2 separate regions of the Homo sapiens genome follow, and region 2 is linked to region 1. Evidence: chromatin loops called from intact Hi-C (ENCODE). Cell type or tissue: B cell. All regions are shown on one strand. Links, peaks and the distances in the headings refer to the core of each region. The heading gives the core; the rest is flanking DNA. Region 1 holds the start of LOC101926948 (a long non-coding RNA gene). Region 2 overlaps TLN1 (talin 1).

What was found. Peaks named below come from ENCODE experiments on the same cell type or tissue, not always from the same donor. Only the 100,000 strongest peaks of a DNase experiment are listed, where the experiment ranks them.
Region 2: it touches region 1 in a loop (5-fold over the local background); 26 of 110 quality-filtered maps call a loop at or near these places.

Annotation. Positions count from the first base shown.
Region 1 is chr9:35,634,808-35,650,410 of GRCh38, reverse strand. It overlaps SIT1 (signaling threshold regulating transmembrane adaptor 1), which reads left to right. Exons shown (of 5, transcript NM_014450.3): 3 at 1-54; 4 at 166-227; 5 at 330-1,116. The coding sequence ends at 563. LOC101926948 (a long non-coding RNA gene) reads right to left here and starts at 4,141. Exons shown (of 2, transcript NR_135130.1): 1 at 3,978-4,141; 2 at 2,935-3,721. It also overlaps a transcript of CD72 not described here. RefSeq lists enhancers at 680-729, 3,590-3,969. In B cell, for the core only: CTCF peaks have their summits at 3,268 and 3,475; DNase peaks (open chromatin) are centred at 760, 1,640, 2,890, 3,500 and 1 weaker place; H3K4me3 peaks cover 3,741 bases; H3K27ac peaks cover 7,752 bases.
Region 2 is chr9:35,712,920-35,727,715 of GRCh38, reverse strand. It overlaps TLN1 (talin 1), which reads left to right. Exons shown (of 57, transcript NM_006289.4): 2 at 1,989-2,151; 3 at 2,395-2,492; 4 at 2,757-2,886; 5 at 2,992-3,144; 6 at 3,382-3,524; 7 at 3,637-3,764; 8 at 4,795-4,855; 9 at 5,493-5,597; 10 at 5,913-6,068; 11 at 6,803-6,904; 12 at 7,207-7,283; 13 at 7,497-7,677; 14 at 7,863-7,976; 15 at 8,089-8,197; 12 more. The coding sequence starts at 2,022. Among named protein-coding and RNA genes, the nearest start is that of MIR6852, 9.6 kb to the right of the region's middle. RefSeq lists enhancers at 1-522, 523-1,235, 12,105-13,009 and a silencer at 510-804. In B cell, for the core only: no CTCF peak of the experiment used is centred there; a DNase peak (open chromatin) is centred at 8,365; H3K27ac peaks cover 3,359 bases.

The DNA.
Region 1 (15,603 bases), core at 1-8,000:
GAGAGTCTGTGGAAGAGGTCCCGCTGTATGGGAACCTGCATTATCTACAGACAGGTAGGGAGCTGGCAGAGAGGAGGGGCACAGAGGCCAGGTCCTGGGTGGCTGGGATGGGGGCGTGCAGGAGGAAGGACAAGTTGCTGACCAGATTCCTGTTCCCCGTCCCAGGACGGCTGTCTCAAGACCCAGAGCCAGACCAGCAGGATCCAACTCTTGGAGGCCCTGCCAGGGTGAGTCAACTGTGGCTGGAGAAAAGGGGGAGGGAAGGAAGTGGGGGGCTTTTCGGGCTTTTCCGAGGGTCCAGTGAACTTCTAACAGCCTTGCATCTCCAGGCTGCAGAGGAGGTGATGTGCTATACCAGCCTGCAGCTGCGGCCTCCTCAGGGTCGGATCCCCGGTCCTGGAACCCCCGTCAAGTACTCGGAGGTGGTGCTGGACTCTGAGCCAAAGTCCCAGGCCTCGGGCCCCGAGCCGGAGCTCTATGCCTCAGTATGTGCCCAGACCCGCAGGGCCCGGGCCTCCTTCCCGGATCAGGCCTATGCCAACAGCCAGCCTGCAGCCAGCTGAGATGGAGGGCCTGGCACAGCGGGGCGTGCACTGCCCCAGCCCCCCGTAGCAGGGGCATGACTGTTTCCCAACCAGCACCCAAAGACGGGCGCCATTGCCAAGTCACAGGATGTGATCTACCCCGGACTTCCTATCTGAGCTTCAAGGGAGACATCTCAGGGCAAAGCTTTCGTGATGGAGGAGGCAAAGACAGTAGCCCCCTCCTTATTTCTTTTTTCTATCTGTTCCTCTTAGCCCCCAAACTCCCAGGTTCTCACTTCCTTCTTCTGGAGTTTAACCAGATCCTCCCCACCCCCGCTCCCTCATAGTCTACCCCCACGCCTCAGTGTCTCCTCAGGCACAGGAAGTGGGCGGTGGGGGAGGGGTAAGGGCCTGACAGTGGGTGGGTGGGTATATTCCTCAGGAGTCCACAGACTGGAGTGGACCTGGAACTTAGAGACGGGAGGGACCCGAGCCTGGCTTTTGACCTAAGAACCCTAGCAGGAGAATACAGTCTCCATCCTGCTGTCTCTGTCCTGTCCCCAAGTTTTCAAATAAAACTTTCCAAAAAGTGTTTAGATTTTTACCTAGAAGGCTGAAGACTTGCAAAGGGCCCTGCAGATGGGGGTGTGAGCTTTGCTGTCTGCACGGAGCTCTTTCTGGGGGTGCCTAGCTGGGGATGAGGGGCCAAGAGGGGCTGCGGCATCAACAGTGCAGAGGTGGGCACCGGGGTGGAGGGCCAGAGCCCAGCTCCTCAGCTGCTGTTGCTGCTGCTAGAACACCCCTGGGATCTGCACTCAGAGCCACTGCATTCCCCCTGGGGCTGCAAGCTCACAGTCCTGAGCTACTCTCCCCTTGACCTCTATAACTGCCATCACCTCCACAACCTGCCAGCCTGGTTCCTTCATCAAGTCCTCCAATCTGACCTCCGTCTGTCCGCTATGAGTCCCACCTATACCCCTGTTTTGACATCAGTAGCCTTATCTGCACTTAGTCATCGTATACCCCTAGAGGCCTTCTCCTTACCCCATCACTATGGCAGCGGTCCATCTCCACTCACTCTCTCCCACTCTGGCCTCCCAAAGTGCTGGGATTACAGGCATGAGCCACCGTGCCTGGCCTTCACTCTCTCAGTTGTCACCTGCAGTCTTGGCAACAGTTTTGCTTGTCACCACTTTCATTTTAATCCCCATCTAATTTGTCCTGCCTGTCCACCCATCACCTGCTGATTCTTAACCCCAGCCTCCTACCCCATATAGCATGCTACATCAGCCAGTTGGCACAGAGATTAGGACTCTGGGCTCAGGAGCCGGACTGCCTGCATTCAAATTCCATGTCTACCACTTACCAGCTGTGTGTTCTTGGGCAACTGTGCCTCGGTTTCTGAATCTGTAAGATTGAGAGGATATTAACGGTGTTTACTTCAAAAAAAGGTGGTTGTGAGGCTGAATGAGTTACCATTTGTAAAGCACTTAGACAATAAATGCTCAATAATGCTAGGCATTATTAAAATAAGAGAAATACAGGATCCTCTATGGGAGCTCATAGGTGAAGTGACTTCTAGGTAGAGACATGACACATAGTAGGAATCTGCCAGGAGAAGCGAAGGACAGAAAATGCTCCAAGGCAAAGGGAACCACAGGCAAAGGAGAGGCTTATTCAGAGGACCTGGCAGAAGTGCATTAGGCACAGCGGAGGGTAGAGTGAGATGGGGGCAATGGTAAGATGAGGCTGGAGGGGCAGACAGAGCCAGATCACACTGCGCCCATAAGTCATGCCAAGGAGCTTGGGCTTTATCCTGCAGGGGAGGTGAAAGGGAGTCACTGAAAGTTTTAAGCGAGGGATGAACACAGTGAGTTAAAGGCTCTAACTCCACTGGCTGCTGTGCTGATCTAGTGGTCAGCAGTCTGGAGTCAGGCGGCGCCTTTCAAAGGCTATTGCAAGATTTGAGTGAGAGGGGATGGCGGCAGTAGCGGTAGGGATGCAGAGGAGGGATGGATTACAAAGAGATGTTTAGGGTTTTTTTTTTTTTTAAAGGCCCCACCTATCACATCTTCCAGATTTCTGGTTAGAGCCTGTAACACCCCCCAACCCAAATCCTCATCATCATAATACAGCATAGCTCCAAGTTGGTTTCAGCTCATCACCTTCCTCACCTGGCAATCTCTCTCTCTCTCTCTCTCTCTCTCTCTCTCTCTCTCACAAACACACACACACCCTCCACCCCTTAAGCCCATCTGTGATCCATCTGTCTAGCAAAAGCTCCAACCTGTCAAACCTCTTCTAGGATATTTCAAGGTCTAGACCATCTCCCCAGGGCCTCTGTAGAGGCGGGCCGCGCTTGACAGATCTTTCTGAGGCTTGAGGGGCTGAAGAAAGGAGAAGCTGAGGCTTTCACTTCCAAGCTTCTCTTCTTCCCACTTGGAGTGCCACAGGAAGCCACAGAGGAGGAACCCGTGCGCCTGATTCCTGCCTGGTGGTCCCAATTTGAAAGGGACCACCCTTCCCTTAAGCCCACCCCCCTACAGACCCCACAAATGCCCCTGGGTCCCTGGACCTCTGAGGACCCCACCCTGGGCCTCCCCAGGAGAGGCCCAGGTCGCGGTTAAGGGCAGGTAGCTGGGGATGCGGAGGAGGGAGGGAGGGAGGCTTCGGGGGCGGACACCGGATGCGGGGAACCACCGGCAGCGGGATGTGGGGTTCTGAGGGCTGCGGTGCTTCTGAAGATGGCTCAGCGTCGCGCCAGGTGGACGTGAGAGCTTTACCCTGGAGGAGGCGGGGGTTGGAGTCCCGCCTACCCACTGGGACAAGCCAAGGGGTCAAACGCCCCCAACCCAGCCCGCAGATCTCCTCGAAGCACCCGGTTCTCCTGGCCCGCCCAGACCCACGGCGCTCGCCGCCTTCGCCCGCTTAGGACTGAGTCCGCAGCGCCGCCGCCTGGCGAGGGGCGGAGTTGCCACCACTTCTGCGCAGGCGGGATGCAGCCTGGCCCGCGGCATCCCGGGAGTTGTAGTCTCGACGCTTCGGGGCCACCCCAGGGTCTGGTCCCTGACGACGCGCAGTGAGGGCCCCGCCGCTACCCCAGCAGTCGCCTCCCAAGTTCGCGGAACGCAGCTGACCGGCTCCCTCTGGACTGGGTGACATGACTGCTCCCAAGCAGTCGTTTGTAAACTGAGTTTCTGTAAAACAATTTTATTTTTCATATGTGACTGTAGCGGGGTATGATTTGAACTTTGTTTTCCGTCCCCCAGCCCGGATTCTCTGTCTTCTCCTGTACAGCCGTTCCGTTTTCTTACCTCGTCTCCGTCACCGAGGCCCTCAGCCCTGAACACAAGGACTGGGCAGTTTCCCTATTGATTCCTGAACCTGGAACTTAAGACATCTTCCGAGGGGCCCCCCCTTGCCACACCCTCTAGCTGATCGACTCACAAATACCTGTGATTTCTCTCCCCGTCTCCACCTCCAGGTACTTCCCTAGTGGACTCCTTTCCCTCACCGGCGTAGCATTCCAGCCAGAAGGAGTGCCCGTCCTAGCGCCCCGTTCCCAGGGACAGACCCTCAGGGGGAGCTCCTAGGGCCCCAGCTGTCCCTCCTCTTTCTTAAAGCCTAGCTAGGAGGATAGGGACACATTGAAAACGGAAGAGGGAGGGTCTCCGGGACAGTCAAAGGTTCAACAGCAGGAAGTTCTTTTTTTTTTTCTTTTTTTTTGAGGCGAAGTCTTGCTCCTGTCGCCCAGGCTGGAGTGCAATGGCACGATCTCGGCTCACTGCAACCTCCGCCTCCCAGGTTCAAGAGATTCTCCTGCCTCAGCCTCCTGAGTAGCTGGGAATACAGACGCCCGCCAACACTCCCGGCTAATTATTTTTGTATTTTTAGTAGAGAGAGGGTTTCGCCATGTTGGGCAGGCTGGTGAACTCCTGACTTCAGGTGATCCGCCCACCTAGACCTCCCAAAGTGCTGGGATTACAGGCTTGAGCCACCGAGCCTGGCCAGGTTCTTAAGAAATTACTTATAGGTGGGGAGGGTCTTTGGAAGCCATCCGGCCAGGGCACCTCCATCTTTGGCCCTGCTCTGTAGTCTCTCAAAGATGGGTTTAAACTTCCAGCTTGGTTTTCTTACAAGGAGGGAAACAGAGCTGGGTTGTGGAGAGAAACCAAGTGTTTTTTAATTCTTAATTTTTATGGGTACATAGTAGGTGTATGTATTTATAGAGTACATGAGATATTTTGATATACGCATACAATGCATAATACAGACCAAGTTTTTTTTTGTTTGTTTTTGTTTTTTGAGACGGAGTCTTGTTCTGTTGCCCAAGCTGGAGTGCAGTGGTGCAACCTCGGCTCACTGCAACCTCTACCTCTTGGGTTCAAGCGATTCTCCTGCCTCAGCCTCCCTAGTAGCTGGGACTACAGGTGTGCACCACCATGCCCTGCTAATTTTTGTATTTTTAATAGAGACGGGGTTTCACCGTGTTGGCCAGGCCGGTCTCCAACTCCTGACCTCAAGTGATCCACCCGCTGGGATTACAGGCGTGAGCCACAGCGCCTGGCCCAGACCGAGTCTTAATGACTTCATTTGAAACCTTGAATCTAGACATGCCCAGAGCTATATTTGCCTTCTGAACTTTTTGGCTATGTAAGCTAATGAATTCCTTTTTTTTTTTTTTTTTGAGACGGAGTTTCGCTCTTGTTGCCCAGGCTGAAGTGCAGTGGCGAGATCTCGGCTCACTGCAACCTCCGCCTCCTGGGTTCAAGCGATTCTTCTGCCTCAACCTCCCGAGTAGCTGGGAATACAGGCATGCTCCACCACCCCCGGCTTATTTTGTGTTTTTAGTAAACGGGGTTTCTCCATGTTGGTCAGACTGGTCTGGAACTCCCAACCTCAGGTGATCTGTCCACCTTGGCCTCCCAAAGTGCTGGGATTACAGGCGTGAGCCACCGCGCCCGGCCTTTTTTTTTTTTTTTTTTGGCTTCAGTCAAAGTTATGTTTTCTATCTCTCGCAGTCACGAGTTCTGACTAATTCTGTGGGGGAAAGACCAACAGACAGGAGCCAGCTGAAGATGCTGAACCTCTGATGTCTTCACTTATTGCCCAATTCCTCCTTGAGCCACCCTCCTCTGACTTAAATGTACTGTCATGCCATTTGGCCCTAAGATATTTCTACTTAACGTGTGAGTTAATCAGATCCCTTGTCTAGCTTATAAATTTCTAGAATCATATAGCCAAAAGGAGGCTGACAGATCTGGCCCAAAGTTACACCCACTGCAGGAACTGCCCTATGATTTCTTCTTGAACACTTCCAGAAGCTGAACCTCTCCTTGGTAAGGACCTCACTACCTTTCCAAGGACTCTCTTCCAATCTTTCTGATTGATAGAACTTTTAAAATTTGGAACCAAAGTTGGCTTCCTTGTTACTTGTCTCACTGGTTCTGTCGATACTGGTCTGACAGCCCTGGAGGAATTGGGAGCCAGTCCTTACAAATAACCTAGGTCTTTTTTTTTTTTTTTTTTTTTTTTTGAGACAGAGTTTCACTCTTGTTGCCCAGGCTGGAATACAGCGGTGTGATCTTGGCTCACTTCAACCTCCACCCCACCCCTGGTTTCAAGCGATTCTCCTGCCTCAGCCTCCAGAGTAGTTGGGACTACAGGCACTCGCCACCATGCCTGGCTAATTTTTTGTATTTTTAGTAGAGATGGGGTTTCACCATGTTGGCCAGGATGGTCTCAAACTCCTGACCTCATGATCCACCCACCTTGGCCTCCCAAAGTGTTGGGATTACAGGCATGAGCCACCATGCCTGGCCTTTCTTTCTTTTTTTTTTTTTTCCTTTTCAGGAGAAGCGTTCTAAAGTGCCTTCTACAGTTTGTTTGTTTGTTTGTTTTGAGACGGAGTTTTTCTCTGTCACCCAGGCTGGAGTACAATGGTGCGATCTTGGCCCCACTGCAACCTCCACCTCCAGATTTAAGCAATTCTCCTGCCCCAGCCTCCCAACCTCTGGAGTAGCTGGGATTATTGGGGCGTGCCAATACGCCCGGCTAATTTTTGTATTTTTAGTAGAGATGAGGTTTCACTATGTTGGCCAGGCTGGTTTTGAATGCCTGACCTCAGGTGATCTGCCTGCCTCCGCCTCCAAAAGTGTTGGGATTACAGGCGTGAGTTACCCAGCCCGGCCCCTTCTATAGTTCTTTTACAGACTTTATTTGCAGCTTACTCATCACTCCCTTTCGGCTTGATCCTTAACGTGTGGCACTAAGAAGTCAATCTAGTACTGGGAACACATAGTTGGGGGCCATCTCTTTGACTCGGCGCGCTTAGTCTACCAGGCCTTTGTTTGTAAGGAATCAAGTCTTTAAGTGAAGCGTTGTTTATTGTAAGGACACATGGGGCAATCAGGAGGCCTAAATGGAATGGGAATCCCAGAGCAGTGGCTATGGTGTGAGTAGACCTCTGCAGACTGTTATTGGATCTCAGATCTCTGCAGTGCTGGGGACTGTCACGCGCGTCTGTGATGGTCCAGGGGGCTTCCAAGGCGATTGGGCAGTGTCGGTCTTCAGCTGCTAAGCCGAGCAGATGTGGGAAGGAGTCAGCCAAGGAACGTTGGGTTTGAGCTCCAGGAGCTTTAGGAATGGTGGCGATGTGAGTCGGACAGTCCAACCTCCAGTGGGGGCCCACACAGACAGGGCACGGCCTAGGAGGAATCCCGAGCTGTGGGCATTCTCAGGCCCAGTGGCCAGGCTTTTGGCATTTGAAGCCAGGTCCACGAGGAGGTTTTGAAGGAGCCCCTGGGAACTGTGGCTTGGATGTTCTGAAGTTTTTGTGTGCTGGAGACGTGGTTGTGGGTTGTCTTACAGCAGAGGCGAGTAGCTGTAACTCAGAGATGCCTTGTCACTTGGCTGCCTCTTCTCTATTATTGTACACCTTGAAGGCAAGGTTAATTAAGTCCTGTTGTGGGGTTTGAGGGCCGGAATCCAATTGTTGGAGTTTTTTCCTAATATCAGGAGCAGATTGGGTGATAAAATGCATATTAAGAATAAGGCGGCAACCCAAAAGCAACTAAGAGGGTTCCTTGGCATAACAGGCTTCTGCCGAATATGGATTCCCAGGTACAGCGAAATAGCCAGGCCATTATATACACTAATTAAGGAAACTCAGAAAGCCAATACCCATTTAGTAAGATGGACACCTGAAGCAGAAGCGGCTTTCCAGGCCCTAAAGAAGGCCCTAACCCAAGCCCCAGTGTTAAGCTTGCCAATGGGGCAAGACTTTTCTTTATATGTCACAGAAGAAACAGGAATAGCTCTAGGAGTCCTTACACAGGTCCGAGGGATGAGCTTGCAACACGTGGCATACCTGAGTAAGGAAATTGATGGAGTGGTAAAGGGTTGGCCCCATTGTTTACGGATAGTGGCAGCAGTAGCAGTCTTAGTATCTGAAGCAGTTAAAATAATACAGGTGATCTTACTGTGTGGCCATCTCATGATGTAAACAGCATACTCACTGCTAAAGGAGACTTGTGGCTGTCAGACAACCATTTACTTAAATATCAAGCTGTATTACTTGAAGGGCCAGTGCTGCGACTGTGCACTTGTGCAACTCTTAACCCAGCCACATTTCTTCCAGACAATGAAGAAAAGATAGAACATAACTGTCAACAAGTAATTGCTCAAACCAGTGCCGCTAGAGGGGACCTTTTAGAGGTTCCCGTGACTGATCCCGACCTCAACTTGTATACTGATGGAAGTTCCTTTGTAGAAAAAGGGCTTTGAAAAGCAGGGTATGCAGTGGTTAGTGATAATGGAATACTTGAAAGTAATCCCCTCACTCCAGGAACTAGTGCTCAGCTGGCAGAACTAATAGCCCTCACTCGGGAACTAGAATTAGGAGAAGGGAAAAGGGTAAATATATATACAGACTCTAAGTATGCTCACCTAGTCCTCCATGCCCATGCAGCAGTATGGAGAGAAAGGGAATTCCTAACTTCCAAGGAAACACCTATCAAACATCTGGAAGCCATTAGGAGATTACTATTGGCTGTACAGAAACCTAAAGAGGTGACAGTCTTACACTGCCGGGGTCACCACAAAGGAAAGGAAAGGGAAATAGAAGGGAACCGCCAAGCAGATATTGAAGCCAAAAGAGCCACAAGGCAGGACCCTCCATTAGAAATGCTTATAGAAGGACCCCTAGTATGAGGTAATCCCCTCCAGGAAACCAAGCCCCAGTACTCAGAAGAAGAAATAGAATGAGGAACCTCAAGAAGACATAGTTTCCTCTCCTCAAGATGGCTAGCCACCGAAGAAGGAAAAATACTTATGCCTGCAGCTAACCAATGGAAATTACTTTAAACCCTTCACCAAATCTTTCACTTAGGCATTGATAGCACCCATCAGATGGCCAAATTATTATTTACTGGACCAGGTCTTTCAAAACTATCAAGCAGATAGTCAGGGCCTGTAAAGTGTGCCAAAGAAGTAATTCCCTGCACTGCAGGCCATACATTTCAATCCCTGTATCTTTAACCTCCTTGTTAAGTTTGTCTCTTCCAGAATTGAAACTGTAAAACTACAAATGGTTCTTCAAATGGAGCCCCAGATGCAGTCCATGACTAAGATCCACCACAGACCCCTGGACCAGCCTGCTAGCCCATGCTCCGATGTTAATGACATCGAAGGCACCCCCCCCGAGGAAATCTCAACTGTGCAACCCCTACTATGCCCCAATTCAGCAGGAAGCAGTTACAGCGGTCATCAGCCAACCTCCCCAACAGCACTTGGGTTTTCCTGTTGAGAGGGGGCACTGAGAGACAAGACTAGCTGGATTTCCTAGGCCGACTAAGAATCCCTAAGCGTAGCTGGGAAGGTGACTGCATCCACCTTTAAACATGGGGCTTGCCACTTAGCTCACACCCAACCAATCAGAGAGCTCACTAAAATGCTAATTAGGCAAAAACAGGAGGTAAAGAAATAGCCAATCACCTTTTGCCTGAGAGCACAGCAGGAGGGACAAGGATCGGGATATAAACCCGGGCATTCAAGCCGGCAATGGCAACCCCCTTTGGGTCCCCTCCCTTTGTATGGGAGCTCTGTTTTCACTCTATTAAATCTTGCAACTGCACTCTTCTGGTCCATGTTTGTTACGGCTCGAGCTGAGCTTTCGCTCCCCGTCCACCACTGCTGTTTGCCACTGTCGCAGACCTGCCGCTGACTCCCATCCTGCTGCTGACTCCCATCCCTCCAGATCCGGCAGGGTGTCTGCTGTGCTCCTGACCCAGTGAGACTCCCATTGCCACTCCCGATCGTGCTAAAGGCTTCCCATTGTTCTTGCACGGCTAAGTGCCTGGGTTCGTCCTAATCGAGCTGAACACTAGTCACTGGGTTCCACAGTTCTCTTCCGTGACCCACGGCTTCTAATAGAGCTATAACACTCATCGCATGGCCCAAGATTCCATTCCTTGGAATCCGTGAGGCCAAGAACCCCAAGTCAGAGAACACAAGGCTTGCCACCATCTTGGAAGCGGCTCACCACCATCTTGGGAGCTCTGTGAGCAAAGACCCACGGTAACACTAACAGGGTCATGGGAATCACCAAATTTATAGCTAGTTGTTCAGAAGTGTGGGTGACCTGGGGACCCCCAAAGTACAGCTGGAATCTGAAGAGAAGATTTGTGAAGGATTAAGCCCTTAACTTATGGAGTCTGCACTAACTGTAGATGGTCAGTGCCAGAAATGGCTTTTAGTACACCAATTTTGGTTGAAACAGAAAAATGTCACAGAATGAAAACCATTTTAGTAAATAGCAATAATTCAGTCATTTTTGGTGGAAATTCTTTGATGTGATCTAAACCAAAATGAGATCAGCTTTGCTTCAAAAAGATTTTGCCAAATAAGAGAAACTGCTGAATATTTAACGTTTAAAATATCAATTTCTATGTATTTTTTCCTTTTTCATGGTGTTCAGGAATTAATTTTGTTAGCAGTCAAGATTGCTTAATCCTCAGAGTTACATTTCCATTTTGCAAAGTAACAACTGGTTGGTTTTTACTCTTAGTTTCCCTTTCCCCAGCCAGCATGTAAACAACCTGCCATATTGTTGCAAAAAGGCAAATAGGGTTAAAATTGGAGACAAGACTTCCATCATTTTTGCCAAGCAGAGAGGGAAGAACTCAGTAATCACATAATTCTGCTCAAACTAAGTGTATCTGAGAACTATTCAAATGTTCACAGGAGGACAGATGACCTCTTTTTTCTCCATTTCTCTTTGGATGTTACACTTTGTCATTTGTCATCAAAATTGGCCTTTTCCTTTATCTCTTTGTGGTAAAGCTTGATGGCATCTGAATTTACACTGTCTCCTTGACAGTTGTGCTGCTTCTGCTTCTTTCTGGCAGTTTCTACTTTTCCTTTCATTTTATTATCCTGCTTTTTATTTCAATTTTGTTTTTATAGTCTCTGTGTACTGTCTTGACCTTTAGATGGTCTTACCTTCAACATGGCAAGGATGTCACACTACCACGTACAAATAACAATGTGCTTTCTTAGCTCATTTCCCTAGCATGACTTTTTTTGAGATGTCAAAAGCAAGTTTTTGAGAAACCAATTGCATTTTTATTTTGCCCTAAGGGTGCTTAACCCAATGTCTCTTCTTTTATTATTATTTTATTACCCAAGGGAAAAAAAATTTACTTAGTTTATTTTTTTAAAGCCAGTACTTTGCTCATCAATTAATGTTTGTTGAATTTATTCCTACTGGATGAGTAGTTGTATTCTTTTGAAATAATGTGTCAAATCTTTGTGCCCAAAGATTAAAAAAATAAAAGTAAAATACATCTAAAAAAAAAAAAAAAGAATAAGGCGGCCTTCCGGCCCCTCTGGGTCTAGGGCGGTAAAGCGTCTAAGGGTTGCTGCCAAGCGGGCCAGGAACTGGGCTGGGTTTTCGCCTTTACCTTGGGTAGTTTCCTTTAGCTTGTCAGAATTAACAGCTTTGTGTGCTGCCTTTTTAAGCCCTTCAACTAGGCAGGAAATCATGTAATCTCGCCTAGCTATACCTGGGGAATCTGCCTGATAGTTCCTTTGGGGGTCCTCTCGGGGAACTGCTCTGATGCCTTCCTGGAGGCCTGGCTCATGAAGCCAGCGGTTGTCAGCGTGAGACTGGGCTAGAGAAAAAACTCTTTCCTGTTCATCTGGGGAGAGGGTGGAAGTCAGGATGACATTTAAGTCACTGCAGGTTAACTTGCAGGACAGAGTTAGATATCGGAATTCCTGTATATATTTAGCGGGGTCTGATGAGAAAGAGCCCAAACACTGGCTGATTTGGGAAAAGTCTGATACAGAAAAAGGCGCATGTACCCAGACTATGCCTTCAGCTCCAGCCACTTCTCTAAGAGGAAATTGTTGGGCAGGTGGGGGAGAGCTAGTCGCAGAACAAAACTGTAAGCCAGACTGGGTGTGAGGAGGGGAGGTGATAGAAGGGTTATAGGGTGGGGGAGCGGAGGCTGAAGAGGAGCTGGAGCCTGATTCAGCCTGGTGGGGAGCGACCTGAGGAGGAGCAGTCTGGGGAGGAGGGGAGAGGTCAGATGGGTCGGTAGAAAAGGAAGATTCAAAAGACCCAGCAACACTTGGGGTTGGGACTGAAGGGACAGGTGGGAGGGAAAGAAGGAGGATTTGGGACAAGTCGCATTGGGAACAGAGACTAGGGAGAGAATGAAGTGTGAAAGACGCCCGGATGTACGGCACCTCCGACCATTTGCCCATTTTTCGACAAAAATTATCTAGGTCTTGTAGGATAGACAAATTGACAGTGCCGTTCTCTGGCCACTTGGAACTATTTTCGAGTTTGTATTGGGGCCAAGTGGTATTGCAGAAGAAAATAAGGCATTTAGGTTTTAGGTCAGGTGTGAGTTGAAGGGGTTTTCAAGAACACAGGCTAAGGGAAAAGATGGGGGAATCGAGGGTGGAAGGTTGCCCATAGTGAAGGAGGTAAGTTTAAAGAGAAAGGTAGAGACACGGAGCAGGGGGTGATGAGCAGCCCTGGGCTGCAATGTGGGTGAGCAGCCAAAGCAGGCGTCCCCACAATTGACTTGCCACCAAGGGAATGTGGGTGAATGACCAAGGCAGGCATCCCCGTGGTGATCAGACACCAATGAAATGTGGGTGAATAATCAGGCAGGCATCCCCGCAGTGATTAGACACCAAGGGAAGGCTGTCTTCCTGAGTCCATGACCAGCGCCGGAGTTTTGGGTCCACAGATAAAATGTGTCTCCTTTGTCTCTACTAGAGAGGAAAAAGAACTGGAATTGGAAGGACAGGGAGATTGAAGGGTAGCAAGAGAGGGAGATTGAAGGGTAGCAAGAGAGGCTGGAGAAGAGAGTGAAAAGACCGCTTACCCAATTTGAAATTGGTGAGATGTTCCTTGGGCTGGTTGGTCTGAGGACCCGAGGTTGTAGGTGGATCTCCTCACAGAGTTAGGGCGAGGACAGGGGACCCGCCTCCCGAAGGAGTCCTCCTGTCCCGGGTCTTCAGCACCAAATGCCATGCACGTCTGTGTGAAGAGACCACCAAACAGGCTTTGTGTGAGCAATAAGGCTGTTTATTTCACCTGGGTGCAGGCGGGCTGAGTCCGAATAGAGAGTCAGCAAAGGGTGATGGGATTATCATTAGTTTTTATAGTTTTGGGATAGGCGATAGAGTTAGGAGCAATTTTTTGCGGGCAGGGGGTAGATCTTCTTACAAAGTACGTTCTCAAGCGTGGGGAGAATATTACAAAGTACCTTCTTAAGGGTGGGGAGGGTGTATCGTACAAAGTACATTCACAAGGGTGGGGGAATATCACAAAGTACTTATCGCAAGGGTGGGGAGGGTGTATTGTCACAAAGTCAATTGATCAGTTAGGGTGGGGCAGAAACAAATCACAATGGTGGAATGTTATCAGTTAAGGCAGGAACTGGCTATTTTAACTTCTTTTGTGGATCTTCAGTTGCTTCAGGCCATCTGGATGTATCCGTGCAGGTCACAGGGGATATAATGGCTTTTCTTGGGCTCAGAGGCCTGACAGGGACCTCAGTGACAGGACTATGTGGGACTTCAGGATCCTGCTCCTCTAGTTCCAAGACTCAGATACTCTCTTCATTTCTGACCTCGTGATCCACCCGCCTAGGCCTCCCAAAGTACTGGGATTACAGGCGTGAGGCACTGCGCCCGGCCAGAAAGTTCTTAAGAAATTACTTATAGGTGAAGAGGGTCTTTGGAAGCGATGTGGCCAGGGTCTCTCCATCTTTGGCCCTGCTCTGCAGTCTCTCAAAGATGGGTTTAAACTTCCAGCTTGGTTTTGTTACAAGGAGGGAACAGATTTAAGTGATTCTCATTTCTTCATTTCTACTTCTTTTATTTATATTCCATTTCTTCCCACTTTGCTAACTTGCTTCCCTATCCTTTACTGTATATTCTCTACTTAGTTGTTCTGGTTCCTTATAACAGCTTCATATTTCCTCTTCGGTCTTGTGACCTCAGTTAAATGTTTAATTATAGAAATAATGTGCACGTGGTTAAAAAAAAAGTCAAATAGAACCAAAGGCTACACAACAGTGGTTCTCAACCAGGGGTGACTTTGCCCCCACCCCCTGCAGGAAACATTTAGGGCATGTCTGGAAACATTTTTGGTTTTCACAACTGGGGAGGGGGTGGTAGTGGAAAGAGGTCAAGGATGCTGTTAAACAACCTACAAAACTCAGGTCAGCTACTCACAATAAGGAATTTCTCACCCAAAATTTATAGTGCTGAGGGTGAGAAATCCTAGCATAGGGGAAAAAATAAAAGTAAAAACCTCTCTCCCCCAATTCCAATTCCTACTCCCAGTCATAGTTCCCAGAGGTAACTACTTTCAACACTTCCTGGCTTTAAGTGTTTTGGTGACTTTTTATTTGTTAATAGTGATACTTAGACCTCTTAGAGCAAGAGAATTCTAGGAAACTCTAGTGAGGTTCTCCATTCCACACCCCCTCTGACAACTCCAGCTATAGGTGACAAACTTTAAGTGGGCTCCTCTGGGCTCCAAGCAGAGAGAATTCCTTATAGACAAGTTCTGGAAAACAGCCTCAGAGCCAAAAGCAAGGACTTTCAGGAAGAAAGCAAGTCTCAGAGACAGCCTGCTTCCCAAGGACAATCATGACTCTTCTGGGTCTTAACTACCAGCAAAACTAATGGTGGATTTAATTTCTCAGCCCTTGAGGCTGGGAGAATGCAGAAAAACCAGAGGGCAGAGGAACCTGCTGGCAGAGACAGCTGAATCCCTGACAGAAAAAATGAGAGCCTGGAAGAGATATGTGTGAAGCTCAAACACAAAAGATTTCCTTGAACTAGAAAATGTGATCTCAGAACTAAAAATTTCCATTGATAAATCAAAGGAGAGGACAGTCATTGCTGAAACCCCAAAATAGGTCTAGAAAATTAAATAGAAAAAAAGTCTCAAAATCTAGCACAAAAATATAGAATTGCAAATATGTGGTAGAAGGTAGAAGCCTGGAACAGATAGAGTAGACTTAACCTGCAAATGCTGTGGGTTCCAGGAGAAAAAGGAACAAGAGAGGAGAGATCATAATTAAATAATAGATGAAATTTCTCTAAGCTGAAGAAAGAATGATTCCAGCTCCAATTGAAACGAAAAGACACACACTCAGCTACATATAGGCAAAAATTCCAAAACTCTAAGAATATAGGAAATCTTACATACTTTAAGGCAGAAAGCAAGTTATTTTTTCTCATCTGCAACCCTGAAAGTTAAAAGACCCCCAGATGGAATGTGGGCTAATGAAAGAAAAGGCCTGCAACCTATACCCAGCCAAGGAAGAAAAAAAGATTTGCAAAAATCACTGAGTACCTCATCTGAGAAATACTTTTGAGAAGAGACTCTAATAAACAACAAATGAATCCTAACACAGACTTCAAGACAGGGGAAGAGAAGAAGCAAGAAACCAGTGGGGAGCAACGAACCATGTCTGTTTATGAGGTGTAACATATATGCTAAATAAGGACTCTTGAAACAGATGGAACACACTATAAGGGAAAT
Region 2 (14,796 bases), core at 4,958-12,957, 72 kb before region 1:
GGCTCCACAGACTCCTCCAGCTTCTCGGATCCACCAGCCCAGCCCTCATTCTTTCATGGTCAGCAACCCCATAGCCAGGTCTGTCCAGCTGGGACACAAGCGGATAGTAATAAGGTTGGGCAAAGTGCCCCAGGAGTGGGGAGGGGGCAGAGAGCTGGAACTGGGGAGACTGGGAGGGTCCTCTCTTATTGGGGAGTAAAGACAGAGAGCTGTGGTTCTTCTCTTTTGAGACTCTGGACTGCTTGTAAGGTCAGAAATGGTCTATCTGCCACTTGGTACCAGACCGCTGATCTAGACCATTTTCATACCTGCCTCCTGTCTCTTGTTTCTACTTAGATTTTCAATTCTCCTCATCCCATCTCTCCTAACTTCTTTACCCTCTACCCCTTCTTAACTTCCCTGGCTTTCAAATGCCTTCTGTATCCTAACACCCCCATCTCTGCTTTCCAGCCTTCCCCTCTCACCCTGCTTTTCCCCATTTGAGGCTTGTAGTTTGCCAGGAGGGGAATGGGCAGCTTGTATTTGCCCATTCTCTTAGTTAAGAGGCACCCAATCCCTGTACCAAGCAGGGGCACATCAGCAGCAGCCGGGCAGACTTGTCCTCTTGCAGCCTGTGCGCCACCTGCTGCCTCCAGTGCCTCCTCTAGCCTGCTGAGAGGGGGTGCCAGGAGGGTGGAAGAAGGTGGGGTAGGACTAGTATTCTGAGCTGCACTGAAAATACAGTCAGGGGAAGTGGGTGAGACAGAGCAGAATTCGAGACAGACTTGCTGAAGAGGAGAAAGCATGGGAGGAGTTGCAGGACTGAGTATTAACTTGATGACTTGGAACAAGCAAGGACTGAGTTACAGGGACTGGGTCCTTTCTCTGGCCTGTCTTGAAAATGTTTCCTGGCCTCCCAGAGTCTATTTCCCCTTCTCCAAAACACAAGAGTTGACCAGATAACTTCTGAGATAGATCCCTTTGAGTTAGAGAATCACATTTCTAGCTTGACTGCCTGGGAAGCCCAGTACAGGGCTAGGCTCCTTCAGAAGGCCCCCGCATCTCAGGTTAGAAAAAAGCTGGGGCAAGAGCGGACCCCTGAATGGCTTGAGCAACCAGTATTTGGTCTCCCTGCCAGGCTAGCTAGAGTTTGTTTGCAGGCTTCAAGAGCCTTAGGGAATTATAACATCTTCATTTTGCAGAGAAGGCAGCTAAAGCCATGAGAAGGAAGGTCACGTGGTGAGAAGAGAGCTCTGAAAATCCCGGACAGGGAAGAGCCAGCAGGACACAGCAGGAGACAAAGAGAGAAAAATACTGAACCAGGCAAAAATGAAAAGAAGGCAGGAGTAGGGCTGAGAAAGGTGATCAGGGACAAGGGGCAAGAGAGATACTTGGATGAAAGTAGGGAGGTACAAATTCCAGTGGTGGGGCAGGGCAGTGTCCTCAGGTAGCACTGCATTTCAGACCTGCTATTGTACCTTGCAGACCAGCTTCTCCTTTCCCTCAGATGTCTTAAATTGTTAGGACTTGGCCGGGCGTGGTGGCTCACGCCTGTAATCCCAGCACTTGGGGAGGCCAAGGTGGATCACGAGGTCAGGAGATCGAGACCATCCTGGCTAACATGGTGAAACCCCGTCTCTACTAAAAATACAAAAAATTAGCCAGGCATGGCAGCGGGCGCCTGTAGTCCCAGCTACTGGGGAGGCTGAGACAGGAGAATGGCGTGAATCCAGGAGGCGGAGCTTGCAGCGAGCTGAGATCGCACCACTGTACTCTAGCCTGGGCAACAGAACGAAACTCTGTCTCAAAAAAAAAAATTGTCAGGACTCATTCTTTTGATGTAAATAATTTTTCACTCTTTAAAATTATTAAATACAATGAAAACAACCTTATTACCATCTACTTTGGTGAGTCCCTTTCAAAAACACTCTTCCCTTGGACTCCACCATCTGGGGGGCCTCTTCTCCCACCAGAAGAGTGTATTCTAATGCCCTGATGCCATGGGTCAGGTATAGCCAGGCTGGAGAAAAGAAGCTGCCACCATGGTTGCACTTTCACTGAAGATCAGCATTGGGAATGTGGTGAAGACGATGCAGTTTGAGCCGTCTACCATGGTGTACGACGCCTGCCGCATCATTCGTGAGCGGATCCCAGAGGCCCCAGCTGGTCCTCGTGAGTCTGACTCCCCCGGTGGCTGGAGTGGGAGTCTTCAGTCCCTTCTTGTTCCCAGGCTCTCGGCCTTGAGAGTTGACCCCTTTGTCCCCTAAGACTACTCACCCCTCAGGTCTGTGTTCCATGGTTCCCTCGTTCTTTAGGCCCAAGGTCATGGGAGAAATAGTCAGGGGCAACATGGTACAAGCTGTTCAGCCACATTGGGGTCTTCATAAGCCTAAAGTGATCCATCCTCTCTTTTAGCCAGCGACTTTGGGCTCTTTCTGTCAGATGATGACCCCAAAAAGGGTATATGGCTGGAGGCTGGGAAAGCTTTGGACTACTACATGCTCCGAAATGGGGTAAGTATCCTTTCATCAAGGACCACCACATCCCCTTCCATCAGCTTCTCCCTGTTCCACCTCCTGTTTTCAGCACCCACATCTGTTGTCTCTTAGCCCTCCCCATGCTTTCTTCCTATTAACAGACAGTCATAATTCCCTGCTTTTGAACGAACCACCATAGTCTTCCTTTCAGTGCTCCACTCTCTCCCCTCGGGCTGTGTAAAGAGGAAATAATACCCCTAGCTCAGAGTAGGCCCCTGTCTCTTCTTCCTGCCCTAACAGGACACTATGGAGTACAGGAAGAAACAGAGACCCCTGAAGATCCGTATGCTGGATGGAACTGTGAAGACGATCATGGTGGATGACTCTAAGACTGTCACTGACATGCTCATGACCATCTGTGCCCGCATTGGTAAGGGGCCCTAGTACAGTTGAAAGCCTGGGCCAGAAAGCCTCAACTCTCTCAAAAGGCATGGATGCAGTACCTGGGAAGCTAACAAGCCATCTCCTTCCTCAGGCATCACCAATCATGATGAATATTCATTGGTTCGAGAGCTGATGGAAGAGAAAAAGGAGGAAATAACAGGGACCTTAAGAAAGGACAAGACATTGCTGCGAGATGAAAAGAAGATGGAGAAACTAAAGCAGAAATTGCACACAGATGATGAGTGTAAGCAGAACTAGAAAAAAGAGGGCTTTTGAAATGGGAAGGGTGGGAAGGGGCTTCAGCATCTGCTTCTGCCAGGCACTGTTTTACACCCTGGGGATACATCAGTGAGAAAACAAAGTCCTACACTCATGGGACTTACATTTAAGTGAGGGGAGGTAGGAAATGCAGAAATAAACAGAGACCAGACAGCACAGGGGCCATGGGGGTTTGGCACTGAGGGGACTGTCTGTATCCCAGTGAACTGGCTGGACCATGGTCGGACACTGAGGGAGCAGGGTGTAGAGGAGCACGAGACGCTGCTGCTGCGGAGGAAGTTCTTTTACTCAGACCAGAATGTGGATTCCCGGGACCCTGTACAGCTGAACCTCCTGTATGTGCAGGTATGCAGAGGACTTGGCTGGGGTGGGGCAGGAATAGGGAGGGCTCGGAAGCACAGTGTGCGTGTCCTTGCACCCACACACAACATTCGCCTCCTTGCCCTGTGCTCTCCAGGCACGAGATGACATCCTGAATGGCTCCCACCCTGTCTCCTTTGACAAGGCCTGTGAGTTTGCTGGCTTCCAATGCCAGATCCAGTTTGGGCCCCACAATGAGCAGAAGCACAAGGCTGGCTTCCTTGAGTGAGTGACCCACATCCTATACCCTGTCAGGGCCCAGGACTCCCTGCCATTGTGACCCCAGTGGGCCTGTCTCCATTCCAAGCCTGCCCCCCACTATTTCTTCTTCCGAGGTACCAGGGTTTGACCAACATAGCTACCCTTTTAGTTGCCATCATCCATTGTCTCTTCTCTGCCTCTGGAATATGAATGTAGTTCAGTATCTCTGCCCCTACCCCCATCTCTGAAGCAAGCATGTCACTCTTTTTTGAGATTATCTGAAGAATTTTGCTGCAGTAGCCAGAGGGAAACCGGGTAAAATTTTCCCTATAGGGAACATGGGTTAAAAGTCTCACAAGCCTCATCTGCTGGTGTTTCTTGGAATGCAGAGTTTGGCGTGGCTTTCTCAGCTTCCTAAGTGCATGTTCATCCTTCTAGAAAGCTCTTTCTCCTCTTGGTTCCCTGAAATGGTGCTCTAGACCCACTTTCCCTCAGGGACTGAGCCTCTAACTTAATTTTCCTCAGTCCCTTTCCCTACAGGGAGAGACACAGGTCACATTAAGAATTCATACTGGCCAGGCTCGGTGGCTCACACCTGTAATCCCAGCACTTTGGGAGGCCAGGGCGGGCAGATCACCTGAGGTCGGGAGTTCGAGACCAGCCTGACCAACGTGGAGAAACCATGTATCTCTACTAAAAATACAAAATTAGCCAGGCGTGGTGGCACATGCCTGTAATCCCAGCTACTCGGGAGGCTGAGGCAGGAGAATCACTTGAACCTGGGAGGTGGAGGTTTTGGTGAGCTGAGATCGTGCCATTGCACTCCAGCCTGGGCAACAAGAGTGAAACTCCATCTCAAAAAAAAAAAAGAAGAGTTTACACGAAGTCACCTCTATTTCAGAAGATAATCTAGACTCTATTCCCTCAGAGTCTTTTTTCTCCCCAAAGATAACACTGTCCTAGGTATTTCCTCATACCCCCAGGCCCACAGTTCATGGCCCACATGTCCCCTGATGCTGTCTACCACATGCTGACCCTCCCTTTTCTGGTGTAGCCTGAAGGACTTCCTGCCCAAGGAGTATGTGAAGCAGAAGGGAGAGCGTAAGATCTTCCAGGTGAATGTGGGTAGGGGAAAGTATTTGGGATGACCGCGGAGCTTTGCTGCTTAATCTTACTGACTAAATGGCCCCCTGCCTCCTCCCCGTCTCCCCTAACTTGGCTTTCACCCACCGGGCTGTTATCCCACCTCACCTCTGCCAAGAAAGCAGACAGCTTGGGCTTTTAGTCTCAGCTCCATCCCTGCTTTTGCTGTGCAATTCAGTTCAATATTCTTGTAATCTTTTATTTACCTCTGATTTGGGATAACAGTACTTGCCCCGTGTAGGACTGATAGGATCAAATGAGGTAGCATAATCTGAAATTACTGTGAAAGAGTATAGTCTTTGTCCACTATAAGGTGTTACCCCCACTCTGAATACTCAGCCCAGAAGGCCTTCTCTTTGCCCTTCTACTTCCAAACTCTCTGTTCATATCTCCAGAATGTCTGCAAGTTCCTTGACTGTATCCCTTGACTCATCGCTTCTGCATAGCCCTTATCAGCCTCCATCCCGTTACCCTCTCGTTCTCATATCTTGTACTCCTCAACCTTTCCAGTGTCCCCATAATTCTCTCTCGTTAGAGTTAGCATCCAACCTTAATTCCTTAGCTGTGATATGAAACTCTTTGCTAAATTCTTCCCCATTTTATGCACAGGCACACAAGAATTGTGGGCAGATGAGTGAGATTGAGGCCAAGGTCCGCTACGTGAAGCTAGCCCGTTCTCTCAAGACTTACGGTGTCTCCTTCTTCCTGGTGAAGGTAGGTTATGGGCCCTTTTCACTGCCCTCCTTGTTTCCCACTCTTGCCCTTTTCTGTCTCTGAAAGTCTCTGGCCTTGCCCTCAGTCACATCTCCCACCATTCCCTAAGATTCCCATTCTCTTCCTTGCTCTGACCTCATGAAAACCTGCCTGTCATCAGCCCTACACCACCACTTCCCTCCCTACCCTGCATTTTCCCTTGTCCGTTAGCCCTCCCGGCCACCTCAACATCCCCTATGGCTGCAAGCTGATCTGATCATTCACCTCTCATTTGACCTCTGACCTGTAACACCAACACCAACCTCTGCCTCATAGGAAAAAATGAAAGGGAAGAACAAGCTAGTGCCCAGGCTTCTGGGCATCACCAAGGAGTGTGTGATGCGAGTGGATGAGAAGACCAAGGAAGTGATCCAGGAGTGGAACCTCACCAACATCAAACGCTGGGCTGCGTCTCCCAAAAGCTTCACCCTGGTAAGTCTGGGGACTATAACAAGAAAGTGCTTTGGGAGTTTCATTAAAGGGGCAGCTGCAGAGGTCTCTTCCCTCTCTTGGGGTAAGTATACTGAGTATTACTCCAGAAAAAAAGGAGGTTAGAGTAGATGGAGAATCTTCCTCTGGGAGAGTGTGAGGCTTAAATGAAACGGATGATGGACTTATTCTTTAAAATCAGCAGAACAAAAATCTCATCAGCAAGCTGAGATCACAGGAATTCTTGTAGGTGTGGTGAAAGGAAAAATGTGATAACCTCCCTGTTTCAGCAGCAGCTATATACAGTGAATTTTTGACTTTATATTATAGGGTTATGAATTGAAAACTGATATCAACTTGATAAAGTACCCTAATGACACAAATACAAATTATAGGAAATGCTGTTTTTTCCCTTTTGGATACTACAGCCAACCTTAAAGTGTGGCCATTTTATGCCAAATATTATATCCTCTCAATTTTATCATCAGAGTAAAAATAAGAGACTTCCTAAATGATATGTATTTGAAACTGTGTAGTGTAGAGGCCACTCCTCAGAAGTAAAAAATTTCCCTCCAAGGAGAAAATAAAGAGGAGGTTCAAGAAAGGTGGGCATCTTCCAAGAGGGCCGTTGCCACGGGAAGGCATCTCATCAGCTCAACCTTGGGCCTCCCATCCTAGCCATTTCCATCCTGGATAGATTTGAGCTTTCCCTCTGAGTCCCCCACTTGTCACCCTAGGATTTTGGAGATTACCAAGATGGCTATTACTCAGTACAGACAACTGAAGGGGAGCAGATTGCACAGCTCATTGCCGGCTACATCGATATCATCCTGAAGAAGGTGAGCACTGCCTGCCCTAGCCTTCTCCTTATCGCCTCTTGCCCTCTCCACAAGCCAGTCCTTTAGAAATGGGCACTCAGATTGCTTGAACCTGGGAGGCGGAGGTTGCAATGAGCCGAGATCTTGCCTCTGCACTCCAGCCTGGGTGACAGAGCCCTTTCTTGTCAAAAAAAAAAAAAAAAGAAAAAGAAATGGACACTCAGCTTCTGGAAAATGGCTGGTTATGGAAAGAAGAGGCTGCCTTTTCTCCACTTCCCTCTTCTTTAACTATCCCAACTCTTGTTCCTTTTTCCTTCCTACAGAAAAAAAGCAAGGATCACTTTGGGCTGGAAGGAGATGAGGAGTCTACTATGCTGGAGGACTCAGTGTCCCCCAAAAAGTACGAAGGGAGTTGGGCTGATCCCATTTCCCAGGGGTAGAGAAGGCAAGGCCTGACTCTAAGGACTCTTGGGAGGTGGGGAGTCCTTAGAATGGTTCTTTAACTAGTTGCAGGCTGTAGTGAGACCTCACACACCTGCAAAGGTAGTGTAACCGGGTGGGACGGGTAGAGATGAGGAGTCCTCTGTGAGCTCAATAGTTCACCCCTCTACAGGTCAACAGTCCTGCAGCAGCAATACAACCGGGTGGGGAAAGTGGAGCATGGCTCTGTGGCCCTGCCTGCCATCATGCGCTCTGGAGCCTCTGGTCCTGAGAATTTCCAGGTGGGCAGCATGCCCCCTGCCCAGCAGCAGATTACCAGCGGCCAGATGCACCGAGGACACATGCCTCCTCTGGTAAGTGTCCCACTTCCACCACGGTGCCAGGGCCCTTCTCTCACCCTCAGCTGGGCCGAGCCAGGAGTTAGGCAGTCTTTTCCCAGGTCCCTATTTGTATTCTCTCCCTAGACCCTGGTTCTCTTTTACCTTCTCTTTTCTCCAAACATCCATTCCAGTCCCTGTTTCTCCCCACTTGTCTTTAGACTTCAGCCCAGCAGGCACTCACTGGAACCATTAACTCCAGCATGCAGGCCGTGCAGGCTGCCCAGGCCACCCTGGATGACTTTGACACTCTGCCGCCTCTTGGCCAGGATGCTGTAAGTATGGGATGGAGGAGAGGCCGGTGGTACTGAAGCTGAGACTCCAAGGGATAGGGATGAGGTGAACCAAACCAGGGCAGATCCTGAAGGCTTTTCCTCTCTCTTTCAGGCCTCTAAGGCCTGGCGTAAAAACAAGATGGATGAATCAAAGCATGAGATCCACTCTCAGGTAGATGCCATCACAGCTGGTACTGCGTCTGTGGTGAACCTGACAGCAGGTAGGCCGGATGCTAGCTTCCGGGTGTGTGATGGGGAGAGGGGGTGCAAGTGTGCACAGGCATGCATGTGACTGGCTTCATGTGTGACTGTGCCTTGACTCACTGTGGAAGGGACTGTGTGTGTGCGTCTTTCTGTGGACATGTGTGTGACTAACTGGGTGTGACTTTGCTCCCTCCCCAGCCCTTCGTCTGGCCTGCCCTGTCTCTCATGTTCCTCTTTCTCCTTTTCCCCTTAGGGGACCCTGCTGAGACAGACTATACCGCAGTGGGCTGTGCAGTCACCACAATCTCCTCCAACCTGACGGAGATGTCCCGTGGGGTGAAGCTGCTGGCTGCCTTGCTGGAGGACGAAGGCGGCAGTGGTCGGCCCCTGTTGCAGGCAGCAAAGGGCCTTGCGGGAGCAGTGTCAGAACTGCTGCGCAGTGCCCAACCAGCCAGTGCTGAGGTCAGGGGCCACAGGTTTGGGTTAGGGTGGAGACAGGGTTCAAGCCCAAGGAGAAGGGGCAGTCCAAGCCACAGGATGGAAGCCTGGGTCCCGTGGGCCTGTGATATGCACAGGCATGTGGGCAGGGATTGGGCAGCTTCTGACTGGTGTTCACTCTCCACAGCCCCGTCAGAACCTGCTGCAAGCAGCTGGGAACGTGGGCCAGGCCAGTGGGGAGCTGTTGCAACAAATTGGGGAAAGTGATACTGACCCCCACTTCCAGGTTGGTGACTTACCCAACCCCCCAGAACCCCAGAATCTAGGAAGTAACTTCTGCTCGTGAATCCAGTTCCTAGTCCTGGCTTCTGTGAATTGACCCCTAAAAACCAATCTGAACCTCTATTTCCAGGGGATGATACTAGTAACTTCTGATCTCTCTTTTAGGGGTTAGAATTCAGAACCCCTGAATCCAAACTTAACCTGCTAGTTTACTCTTGGCCCTCATTTATTCTTTAGCCCCTTGTCATCTTTTCTCTCTCTTCCCCGTACATAGCCCTTGCCCCAATTTGAGGACCCCCCACAATGCTATAGACCATGCCACCCTGAGAATAGTGTTCCTCTAGCTCTCCCCCTTCCCGCTCCATGCCAATTTCCTCAGCTGACTTTTCACCCTGGATTTCCCATGCAGATATGTGCATCCAGAGGGGCTGGGGTTCGATCTCCCCCCGATTCCCCTACGGTAACAGCCTCTGGCCTGGGCCTTCCCAGCTTTGTCCTCTCTGAGCCGCATACACTCGTTTCTGTACTTCTTCCTCAGCCTCCTGGGGGACCAGAACTTGGTGGGAGATGAGGAGGCCTGGCGAAGCCAGGCTTTGGGAAATGGGATCAGGTAGGGTAGTACAGGGACTTGCTCCCAAGACTCCAGGATGACCACTTCCAATCCAAGATCAAGAAGTGGAGTAAAGAAGCTGGGGGTGGAGGGATCCCAGGAGATACCTCCTACCTCCTCTCCCCACCCCATTGTAACAGCGCCACCACATTGTCTCCCCGTCATCATCGAGTGTATCCGCCTCATGTGTGTCTCCATTTGGTGTAGGCTGTATTTTCTCTTGGTGTGGGTTTGTTCCTCGGTGGGGGTTCTGTCCTGCTGGGTGCTCAGGGCAGTAGCTCGGGGTAGGTTCTGGTTGCTTCTGCGTACACTCTCCTTTGATTGGATCAGTGGGAATAATGAAGCAGCTTACGCCTCTGAGAAGTGTCTGTGAATCCCAAGCCCAATCTCAGGTCATGCTAACTGCTGTTTTCTCACAGGATGCGCTAATGCAGCTCGCCAAAGCTGTGGCAAGTGCTGCAGCTGCCCTGGTCCTCAAGGCCAAGAGTGTGGCCCAGCGGACAGAGGACTCGGGACTTCAGACCCAAGTTATTGCTGCAGCAACACAGTGTGCCCTATCCACTTCCCAACTAGTGGCCTGTACTAAGGTGAGCCCCAAAGGTTGCTCTAGTCCGTGCTGAGGGGTAATACTACCACACACACGTGAGCCTTTCATTTTATTTCTTTGGCTCTGGAGGCCTCCTCACCCATCCCAGTTACTGCTATGAGCAGCATACTCTACCTCCTTTCCCTTGCCTACGTCTCTGACATTCACTTTACCTACAGGTGGTGGCACCTACAATCAGCTCACCTGTCTGCCAAGAGCAACTGGTGGAGGCTGGACGACTGGTAGCCAAAGCCGTGGAGGGCTGTGTGTCTGCCTCCCAGGCAGCTACAGAGGATGGGCAACTGTTGCGAGGGGTAGGAGCAGCAGCCACAGCTGTCACCCAGGCCCTAAATGAGCTGCTGCAGCATGTGAAAGCCCATGCCACAGGGGCTGGGCCTGCTGGCCGTTATGACCAGGCTACTGACACCATCCTAACCGTCACTGAGAACATCTTTAGCTCCATGGGTGATGCTGGTAAGACACGCACCCCCAGGAAAACAAAAAACCCTACCAGGGTTCCCTAAGCCCACTGGACATCATCCCCTTGCGGACCTAACCACTTCACCCCAAGGAACTCAGCACAGTGTGGGCTTGCCAGCCACACAACCATAGGCTCATCATTAAAGCTCTCTGAACCCTCTGCTTCCCCTTCTGTAAAAGGAATATTAAGTCCTCTACCTTCCCTGGAGCATTTAAAGAATATACCAAAGTACGCACAAAAATATATAGAAAGTGACATGAAAGTGGTATAGCCTTCCCTACTATACCCCTGACCCCAAAAGTTTTCAGAGAGTGTCTCATCTTCTCAAGGCTACTGGCTGAAAATACCCATTGGAGACTGTCCTTCTCCCGTAAGAACCCACTGGAGAATCTTTTTCTCCAAGATCCTAAACCCAGAAAAAAAATAGCCCCAAAGAAATGATGCAAGAGCTTTTGCCAGTCTCTTTTTCTGTCCCTAAAGCCCCCATCTACCTTGTCTACACCACTTTTCCCCACCTTTGTCCCCACCCCTGACACCTCAGTGTCTCTGGCTTCCTCGCCTGACTGTGCCCTATGCTCTCAGGGGAGATGGTGCGACAGGCCCGCATCCTGGCCCAAGCCACATCTGACCTGGTCAATGCCATCAAGGCTGATGCTGAGGGGGAAAGTGATCTGGAGAACTCCCGCAAGCTCTTAAGTGCTGCCAAGATCCTAGCTGATGCCACAGCCAAGATGGTAGAGGCTGCCAAGGTACAAAGCCTTCTGTGCACACTCCCAGACTGGACCCTAGAGGGAAGTAGAGCAGTCCAGATGGTCACCCTCATCTGATGAGGGAGACCCAGGAAAAGCAGAAAACACAAGAGGACAAATATAGGAGCACTCAGGAAATGAATGAGCCCCAAGGCTGTGGGTGAGCCATGACCCAGGCTTTTTTTTTTTTTTTTTTTTTAAAGATGTGGTCTCACTGTGTTGCCCAGGCTGGTCTCAAACTCTTGGACTCAAGTGATCCTCCCACCTTGGCCTCCCGAAGTGTTAGGATTGCAGGCATGAGCCACCACACCTGGCCTAAAATTATTTTTTAATTGACATAATTTTACATATTCATGAGGTACATAGTGACATTTCAATACATGTATAGTAATCAGATCAGAGTAATTAACATATCCATCATTTATCCAAATATTTATCATTTCTTTGTGTTGGGAACATTCAGTATCCTCCCCCTAGCTATTTGGAACTATATAATAGTCTTAACTTTAGTCATCCTACAGTGGTGTAGAACGCTAGAACTTACTCCTATCTAGCTATAATTTTGTGTCCTTTAATAAATCTCTCCCATTCCTCTGTAGTAGGCAACCAGATCCTTTTTCTTTAAGTCCAAGGTCTTAAGTCCAAGGCCTATTTTTACCTTCTTTGCTGCTACCCTGCCTGGGATTCCTTTCCTTCCTGGTCTCCCCTGTGAATACACATAGGCATTCAGTCTCTGGGGCCTCTGCTGCCAGCAGGACACTGAGACACCAGCATGCAGAGAACCATCAGAAAGAAGCCCAGATGATTCCTAGGCCCCCTGGACTCTGGGGCTTTTCAGTTGGCAGGAGTAAGCAGGTCCCCTGCTTTGGTATTCCTGAGATGCCTGCTCTAAACTGAGTCCTCCTTTGTCCAGGAAGCCCTACTCACCTCACTCGTGTGGTATTCCCCAAGGAGGGGAAGACAAAACAATTCCACCTTAAGAAAGGATTTCAGCATCCAGTGGGAATCCTAGCCCCCTGAGGTTTCCCATTGACCTTCATGAGTCAGCTCCTCTCAAAGGTGATTGCCTTTTGGTGGGGCTAGTTAGAGATGACTTCAGGAAAATACATGAATTTTAAACTGAGTCTAGAGGAGTGAGAGAGGAGCTTCTTTAGGATCCACAGGAGAGCTGGGTGATGACTGTCTTTCCACCTCTCCCTCAGGGAGCAGCTGCCCACCCTGACAGTGAGGAGCAGCAGCAGCGGCTGCGGGAGGCAGCTGAGGGGCTGCGCATGGCCACCAATGCAGCTGCGCAGAATGCCATCAAGAAAAAGCTGGTGCAGCGCCTGGAGGTGAGGCTGGGAGTTTCACCAGGAGCAAGAGAGAGTGTGGGTGCTGTGGGAGGAATGAACTGAAAGGGAGGTGCGGAGAGTAAGTTAATACGTCCTTGAGGCATAACCTGGGCAAGGTAGGCCAGGGACTGGGCTGGGCATGGGAATCCATGGGCTTGGTCTGACTACTCTTGTCTTCACAGCATGCAGCCAAGCAGGCTGCAGCCTCAGCCACACAGACCATCGCTGCAGCTCAGCACGCAGCCTCTACCCCCAAGGCCTCTGCCGGCCCCCAGCCCCTGCTGGTGCAGAGCTGCAAGGTAAGACTCTAGGAAGGATGTGGGAGTGGAAGAGGGAGACTTGTGGGTCTCTTATGACATTTTCACCTACAGGCAGTGGCAGAGCAGATTCCACTGCTGGTGCAGGGCGTCCGAGGAAGCCAAGCCCAGCCTGACAGCCCCAGCGCTCAGCTTGCCCTCATTGCTGCCAGCCAGAGCTTCCTGCAGGCAAGGCACCCCCTCTGCACTTCTCTGACCTGACCTTCCCACCTTTCTAAGCTTCCATCTCCCACAGTTTGAATCTCTGCCAAGAGCCTCTTTCCCAATACCAAGCCCCAGTGTTCCCTACATCCTGACCATCATCAGTCCTTGTACCCAAGCCCAGAGGGAGGATGGCACACTTCATCCACCTGCCTATTCCCCAACAGCCAGGTGGGAAGATGGTGGCAGCTGCAAAGGCCTCAGTGCCAACGATTCAGGACCAGGCTTCAGCCATGCAGCTGAGTCAGTGTGCCAAGAACCTGGGCACCGCGCTGGCTGAACTCCGGACGGCTGCCCAGAAGGTATGGAAGCTGGTTCTGGCTTTGGAAGATGAGGCTGGAGTCCTGTGATGAGAGGAAATCTGTGCAGAATAACCCAATACGCAGATAATTGTGTAATCAGAGGCATTGGTGAGACACAGCAGGACCTTCTACACCCAAAACCCCTTTCTTATCATAGGCTCAGGAAGCATGTGGACCTTTGGAGATGGATTCTGCACTGAGTGTGGTACAGAATCTAGAGAAAGATCTACAGGAAGTGAAGGCAGCAGCTCGAGATGGCAAGCTTAAACCCTTACCTGGGGAGACAGTAAGTATGTTTAAGACCTCATTCTTACTCAAATCCTAAAGTCTTCCTTCACCTCCGTGCCCCAGAGCTGCTCAAAACCTTTCCTTCCTTCCTTTTTCTTTTTTCTCTTTCTCTCTTTTATTTTTCTTTTCTTTCTTCTTCCTTCCTTTTTTCTTTCTCTTTCTCTCTCCTTCCTTCTTTCTTCCTTCCTTTCTTTTCTTCCTTTCCTCTCCTCTTTCTTTTCTTTTCTCTTTTCTTTTCTTTTCCGTTCTTTTATTTCTTTTTCTTTCTTGATGGAGTCTCGCTCTGTCACCTAAACTGTAGTGCAGTTGTGCAATCTCAGCTCACTGCAACCTCTGCCTCCTGGGTTCAAGCCATTCTCCTGCCTCAGCCTCCTGAGTAGCTGGGATTACAGGCATGCACCACCACGCCTGGCTAATTTTTGTATTTTTAGTAGAGATGGGGTTTCGCCATGTTGCCCAGGCTGGTCTTGAACTCCTGACCTCAGGTGATCCACCTGCCTCAGCCTCCCAACGTGCTAGGATTATAGGTGGGAGCCATCGCACCCAGCCCAAAACATTTATTTAAATTGCCACCTGTCCCCAAGTACCTTCTCAGGTTCCTTCTCCTCACCTTCTCCTTTCTCAAGCCCAATTCTTCCCCCTTCATCCTTAGATGGAGAAGTGTACCCAGGACCTGGGCAACAGCACCAAAGCCGTGAGCTCAGCCATCGCCCAGCTACTGGGAGAGGTTGCCCAGGGCAATGAGAATTATGCAGGTATGTGGGCAGAGAGCCAGGCATGGGGCATATTGTGAGGGAGGTAGGAAAATGGGAGCTGGATGAGGGATGGGACTGACAGACGAAACCACTGGAATCAGGGCCTGGCAATGAAAGCACCTTCCCTTCCCTCTTTCTCCTCATCTCCCAAGGTATTGCAGCTCGGGATGTGGCAGGTGGGCTGCGGTCACTGGCCCAGGCCGCTAGGGGAGTCGCTGCACTGACGTCAGATCCTGCAGTGCAGGCCATTGTACTTGATACGGCCAGTGATGTGCT